Linked DNA regions of Homo sapiens: region 1 is linked to region 2. Evidence: chromatin contacts called from ENCODE Hi-C data. All regions are on one chromosome and are shown on one strand. The core of a region is the stretch at or near the end of the contact, and the rest is flanking DNA. Distances in the headings are between cores, read along the strand shown.

Evidence for each region. A loop is a pair of places that touch in the nucleus more often than their neighbours do. Pooled maps may share reads with other maps.
Region 1: a map of endothelial cell of umbilical vein shows a loop between it and region 2 (3-fold over the local background). The contact joins two enhancer-like sites. A Hi-C loop is called at or near these places in 1 of 168 maps with a recorded cell type or tissue (endothelial cell of umbilical vein), 1 of 37 single-sample maps with no recorded cell type and 1 of 50 pooled maps.

The regions. Positions count from the first base shown.
Region 1 is chr5:143,581,768-143,584,877 of GRCh38, reverse strand. The region is part of intron 1 of LOC105378209 (a long non-coding RNA gene); the gene reads right to left. Among named protein-coding and RNA genes, the nearest start is that of MIR5197, 97 kb to the left of the region's middle. Within about 2 kb of position 1,342, at least 2 of the 41 ENCODE cell types and tissues checked have a DNase peak (open chromatin) inside an H3K27ac peak, as active enhancers do.
Region 2 is chr5:142,928,178-142,931,352 of GRCh38, reverse strand. All of the region lies in intron 10 of ARHGAP26 (Rho GTPase activating protein 26), which reads right to left. Among named protein-coding and RNA genes, the nearest start is that of ARHGAP26-AS1, 61 kb to the right of the region's middle. Within about 2 kb of position 1,637, at least 7 of the 41 ENCODE cell types and tissues checked have a DNase peak (open chromatin) inside an H3K27ac peak, as active enhancers do.

The sequences.
Region 1 (3,110 bases), core at 93-2,592, 650 kb before region 2:
AGGGAACACTTTTACACTGCTGGTGGGAATGTGAACTAGTACAACCACTATGGAAAAGAGTATGGAGATTCCTTAAAGAACTAAAAGTAGAACTACCATTCAATCCAGCAATCCCACTACTGAGTATCTACCCAAAGGAAAAGAAGTCATTATATGAAAAAGATACTTGAACATGCATGTTTATAGCAGCAAAATTTGCAACTGCAAAAATTTGGAATCTGCCTAAATGCCCATCAACCAATGAGTGGATAAAGAAAATGTGGTGTATACATATACTATGGAATACTACTCAGCCATAAAAAGGAATGAAATAATGTCATTTTCAGCAACCTGGATGAAGTTGGAGACCATTATTCTAAGTAAAGTAACTCAGGAATGGCAAACCAAATATCATATGTTCTCACCTATAAATGGGAGCTAAGCTATGAGGATGCAAAGACATAAGAATGATATAATGAACTTTGGGGACTTGGCAGGGGAAGGATGGGAGGGGGTTGAGGGATAAAAGACAACGCATTGGGTACAGTGTACACGGTTCAGGTGACACGTGCACCAAAATCTCAGAAATCACCACTAAAGAACTTATCCATGTAACCCAAAACACCTATTCCCCAAAACCTATTGAAATAATTTTTTTAAATAAGAATAATAGAGAATTATTAGCTCCTATAACTAAAATACACCAATAAATATAGGTTTGTGTGTGTTATATGGACTTTAGATACAGTTTTGTTTGGCTCTAGCTCCTTTGATCTGCAATTCTCTTTGTTCTGCTACTTTGTCTCATGCTGACTTCACACATGGTAGCAAAATGGCAGCAGCACTTCTAGGTTTCACATCCACACTGTACCACATCTAGGAGAAAGATCTTCTCTTCCCCACAGACCTCTTCTCAACCAACAGTCAAACCACAGTCCTGGTTTTCCCTCCAGGAAATCATAGGTCAAATGCCTTCCCCTGAATCTAAAAGAATGGACAACTGGTTTGCTTAAGTTCATCAACGCCTACTCCTAGAGCCAGGAATGGGTCACTATCACCCTTACCCCATGACTGCTACTCATTGGGGAAGGTGGGAAATAGAGACAGGGAGTTCAGCCACAACATGTGCAACAGGGGAACATAGGGAAAGAGGAGGATTTGTAGTTCCTGAGCTCAGAACTATATACAATCTGCAGAGTATTTAATCAGTGAGTGCCACAGTCCAGAAGTGTCCATATTAGTAATGCAAGTGGGTTGAACATATGAAATATTATCTATCAGGTATGACTCAAAAGATGGAGAACCTCTGCTCTAAGGCATAAGCTACTCAAACCAGGAAGTGTGTTATCTTTGTTGCTGTGGCATGTGGTGAACGTGAACTGAATTTACTTCCAGTCTCCTGGACCACCTGACTGTCCCCTCTATTCTTCCTCTTTCTGTTAATATCCTGATGTTTACCCTCCTCTTTCCTACACCTGGTTTTCATCTCCTTAAAGTCTGGAATAAGGGAAAGGCAAGATCACCACCCCTTTTCTGGAGAATATAATTTTTAGAAAAAAAGACCACGAAAGCTTGAACATGTGATCAAGTGAAGTAACTTAATAGAGTCGAATAGGGAATGATATGTTTCCTGTGTGAACATCAAGAAAAGGCATCCATCCATGGACTTAAATGTCATTTGCCTGTGGAGAAATGTGGGGCAGACCTAGAGCTGCATAAGGCTTTGGTGCCGTTGTATTTCATAAAGTAAAGAGCTTTATTTAGACTGAGCACGTGTCATTTGTCACATGAAGAGGTGAGACTCTGGCCCACTATTATAGGATATGCATTTCCTTTATTATTCACTGAGAGATGACGAGTCAACGCTGAGCTGCAGATGCTCTTTCTCAATCCGCCTTGAGACAGGCACTTGCAAGAGATCTGTTTGTATAGTCTAGGGTATAATCTCTGGTCATGGATCAGGATTTCTTCTACTCAAAGGAAACTGACCTAAACTGGACTGGGTTAAGATGTTTAGAAACCATAAGCATTGACAGTTGATGGTGCTCTCCTCTCTGTAATTGAAAACAATGCTTACCTGTAAAACACAAAATGTATGTGCATACAGAAATGAAAGTAATTTCACTCTGGCTTTACAGGTGGCAAATTTCTGAATATGTTTAATTAACTGAATTATTCTCTCCTCTCCCTCCCTGCATCTCTCTTTAGAGCCCCTGTTTTGCTGGTGGGACTTTAAGTGCATACCTGTTCTGTATTATTAATAATTCAGCCCCAGGTTTGTAAGGCAATAAGCTGCTTTGTCCAGTGAGCTTCGCTATTCCAACCTGCTGATTGAACTTATTTGCCATTAAAAAAAAAAAAAAAAAAAAAAAACAGAAAGCCTTAGGGTAACTTGGTGCTAGCAAAACCAACGTTGAGGTCAACTAAAGAATCCAGCCTCCCAGATATTGAAAGCTCCAGCTGCTGCAATGACCACAGGATGAGAGAATTACCTTTCTTTGACCAGGAAATGTAAGAGCTACTTAAGAGTTCGTTTCCCTCAGCCCCCCTGATGGGCAGTACTCCTATACCGTGTTCTGATCTAAAGCCAATTCTTCCTCTTATGTGCACTTGACCCAATTCCCTTTAGCCAATCAAAGACAACACTTCAGCATTCTGCCTCCTTCTCCTACATTATCAGAACTTTCCCCTCTTTCCCGGATCATTCTTATCAGCAAATAAGCATGATGCTATTTCTCCTATCTTAAATAACAATAATAAAAAGCTCCACATCCTCCACAGCTACTCCCCATTTCACTGCTCTCCTTCACAATACTAAGAGCTGCACTCAGAGACTCCAGTTCCTCCCCTCCCATGATATCTTCAGCCCAGTCCAGCCAGATTTCCCCCACTCCCCCTCCCCAGCAAAAATGCTCTGGTAAGGGTCACCTGTGCCTCCAGATTACTAAACTCAATGGTCACTTCTCACTTTGACTTCGATTCGTAGGACAGCATTCCCTCTTGGTTTTCCTCCTCCCTCCCTCACTCTCCTCCCAGTCTCCTTTGCTGTTCCTCCTCTTCTCCCCTGCAAAGCTGGAGTGCCCCAGCAGCTCCATCAGTCTTCATTTTACTCCACTGGTGACCTCATTCAT
Region 2 (3,175 bases), core at 388-2,887:
CATCACAAATGGTACTCCGCAAGAAAAAGAGACTGCGCCATAAAAACGACCTTGGGAGAAGCGGCTGAAAGCCCTCTATGCCCATTAAAGCAGGAGTTCTTCATTTAGGGTGAAAATAGATCCCAGAGTGTCCCCAAACCACCTCCTCCTCTCCCTCAAATGTATGTGGATTTTTCTGTAGAAACAATTCAAATTGTCTGTCAGATTCTCAAAGAGAACTGCAACCCTCAAAAAGTTAAGAATTGCTAGTTAAAACCATCCTCTTTAAAATTTGAGACAGCCTAAAAAGGAGGAAGAGGTCCACTGAGCAAGAACTAAAGTCCGATTCCTGTCTGAGTACACAAACACTGCTAATGATCATACAACAATATGGTATTAAAACCACACAGGCTGAGCAACACCCTGAGCAGCACAAGCCTGGGCCCCATATGCACCCAAGCCTGGTCATTCTCACCCACCCATCATCTCTGCTTCTGGCTTATAGCTATAGTTCCAATGAATATGCTAAACCTATTTGTGTTTAACATAATTTAAAAGTCACATTTGATTCTTTTCATTAACCATTCCTTGACATCCCCTTAAAAATTTAGAGCCGTGGGCATGTAAATACAGACAGGTTGAGGATACAAGGGGCATGGGGTAGGGGTGTGAATGTGTGAGGGTGTAAATGCGTGTGGGTCGGGAGAGACAGAGGGAAAGCATGCAAACGAGCAAGAGAAGGGAGTGAGAAAACAAGCAAGAGACAGAAAGGGGAGTGGGGTTGTATGTGGGTGGGAGGCGTGGGCAGCTAGATGAGTGGGCGTGTTGATGATGGTGGAACACTGATCCCAAGAGGATGGTCATTCCCATGAAGGTCACACTGGGACTGGCACCACAATACAAAGATGACTCAGAAGATGGAATAACTCTTCTCTCCATGAGCACCTTCCAGGACTCTCCCTCCTCTTCTCAGAAATTCTCATTCTCAGACCCAACCAAGTGCCCACTTCCCACCATCAGCCCATTCAGTGTGCCAGACTCAGTGGATATCTGCAGACTGCTGACAGTGGTGGCTCCACAGAACTGACCCTGTGGCTTAAGGGCACAATGAACTGATTCCACCCTTCCACCTTTCTCTAAAGACCAAGTATGACGTCTTAATAGCTTTGAAACAAAAAGCCTCTGCAGCTACTGTCTATTGCAGAACTCTCAAGTCCCCGGTTTTGGGTCTTTGAGTGTTACTGTAGGTGCTGCTCCTGTACCACCTGCTTCAGAATCAGACATTCCCTTAACATGGAGATTCCAGCCCAACCCCACTCTACTCAATCTGAACTGGGCTGTGCCTGGGAACTTGGATTTTAACCAACTCCCCAGGTGATCTTGATGCAGAGTTAAGTTTGAGGCCCACACCCTGGGCTGTCCACTCCATCCCTACTCTTTTCCTTCCTGTTCCCCCTGCCCTAGAGAGCAAAGTTACCCTCCTTTCTGCAGTGAGGTCAAGGAGCCAACATGTCTCTAGTTCGTTTCCTGCTAGTGGCTCACCAGCAAACAGTGAGATCACAAGAGCTGTCTACATACCAAGGTCTCAGGGGCTCACATATATTACATCAACTTCATGGCACACAGTGTGAGATTTCCACCCCAAGCCACAGAGGAAGTTCGACAACCTCAGAGGCTGTGAAGGGTGGGCCACTTGGCCTTGGTAACCAGGAAAGTCAACAGGATTTGTTTTCATTCCAAGAAGAAATATCAAAATACAAGTTCTTTTCCACATGTGGTCTTGTTCCCTTTTACAGGGGAAGTGGGGTAGGGGACGGATTCACATGTCTTGCATGTGAATTTCCAAGAACCAAGATAAAAAGGGTGAACTATCTTTATTCTGGAGTAAAACAATAACTTTCTTTCCATATTTACCTTCCTTATGTCCCTACTAACAACTATCCCTCAAAACAAAATAAAACAAGCAAAACCCTCAACGACCCTCCACTTTCCATGTCAGTTCCTATACAATAACATACTTTGAGACCTTCTCTTACAGGATGTCAATTTAATTCATGTTTGAAATGCATGTGGTTCTTCATAGCAAAAAATGGGCAGGGCAGGGGAGACAGAGAAGAGAGAGATTAAAAGTAGGAGGATAGGCCGGGCGCAGTGACTAACATCAATCCCAGCACTCTGGGAGGCCGAGGTGGGCGGACCATGAGGTCAAGAGATCCAGACAATCCTGGCCAACATAGTGAAACCCTGTCTCTACTAAAAAATACAAAAATTAGCTGGGCGTGGTAGCACACGCCTGTAGTCCCAGCTACTCGGGAGGCTGACGCAGGAAAATCGCTTGAACCCTGGAGGCGGAGGCTGCAGTGAGCCAAGATCATGCCACTGCACTCCAGCCCGGCGACAGAGCGAGACTCCGTCTCAAAATAAAAAAAGAAGGAGGATAATATGGAATGAGGAAGGGAACATATAAAACAATGAAAGAGAAATTGGAGTAAATATCAGAGCTCTTTTTACCTCTACAAAGAATTGTGAGCCTATTAGACCCTCTACAATAAAAGAACAGTAATAATTATAACCCAGCAGTATATGCCAGTTGCTGTGCTAAGCACTATATATAAATTAATTCACCCACTCTTCACAGCTACATCATGAGAAAAGTATATTCTTATTATTCCCCTTTAGCAGATGAGAAAACCAAGGCTCAGAGAGGTTAAGTATCTTGTCCACAATCACAGAGCTGGCAAGATAATAGAGCCAGGATGTGAACACAGGCATTCCAACCCTTAACTCTTGTGCACAATGCCATGGCAAATGTGATGGCACCGCAGCCCCCAGAGAGCTCACGTTGACCACCCAAGTCCTCTGGTGTCAAAATCAGCCATGCACTTCTGCAAACACCTTAGTGAGCTCCTGCACGGGATTAAATGAGATTGAATGATAAAGAGCTCTGTAAAAACCTAAAGTGCTTCATAAATATGAGGGCTTACAACGCTACTCTAGGCAACGAGCTAATCCAAAACAAGAATTCAATAGCGTCCAGAATAACTGGGGCTTACTTTCTATAGAAGTGGTTCTCCATGTTTTATCTGTCTTAAAATACTCAAGAGATGGAAAAGGCAATGAGTTTTAAAAAAAAAAAAAAAAACACACACACACAAAAAGTCCTAATCATAAAGAAAAAATATTGAAAAATTGGACT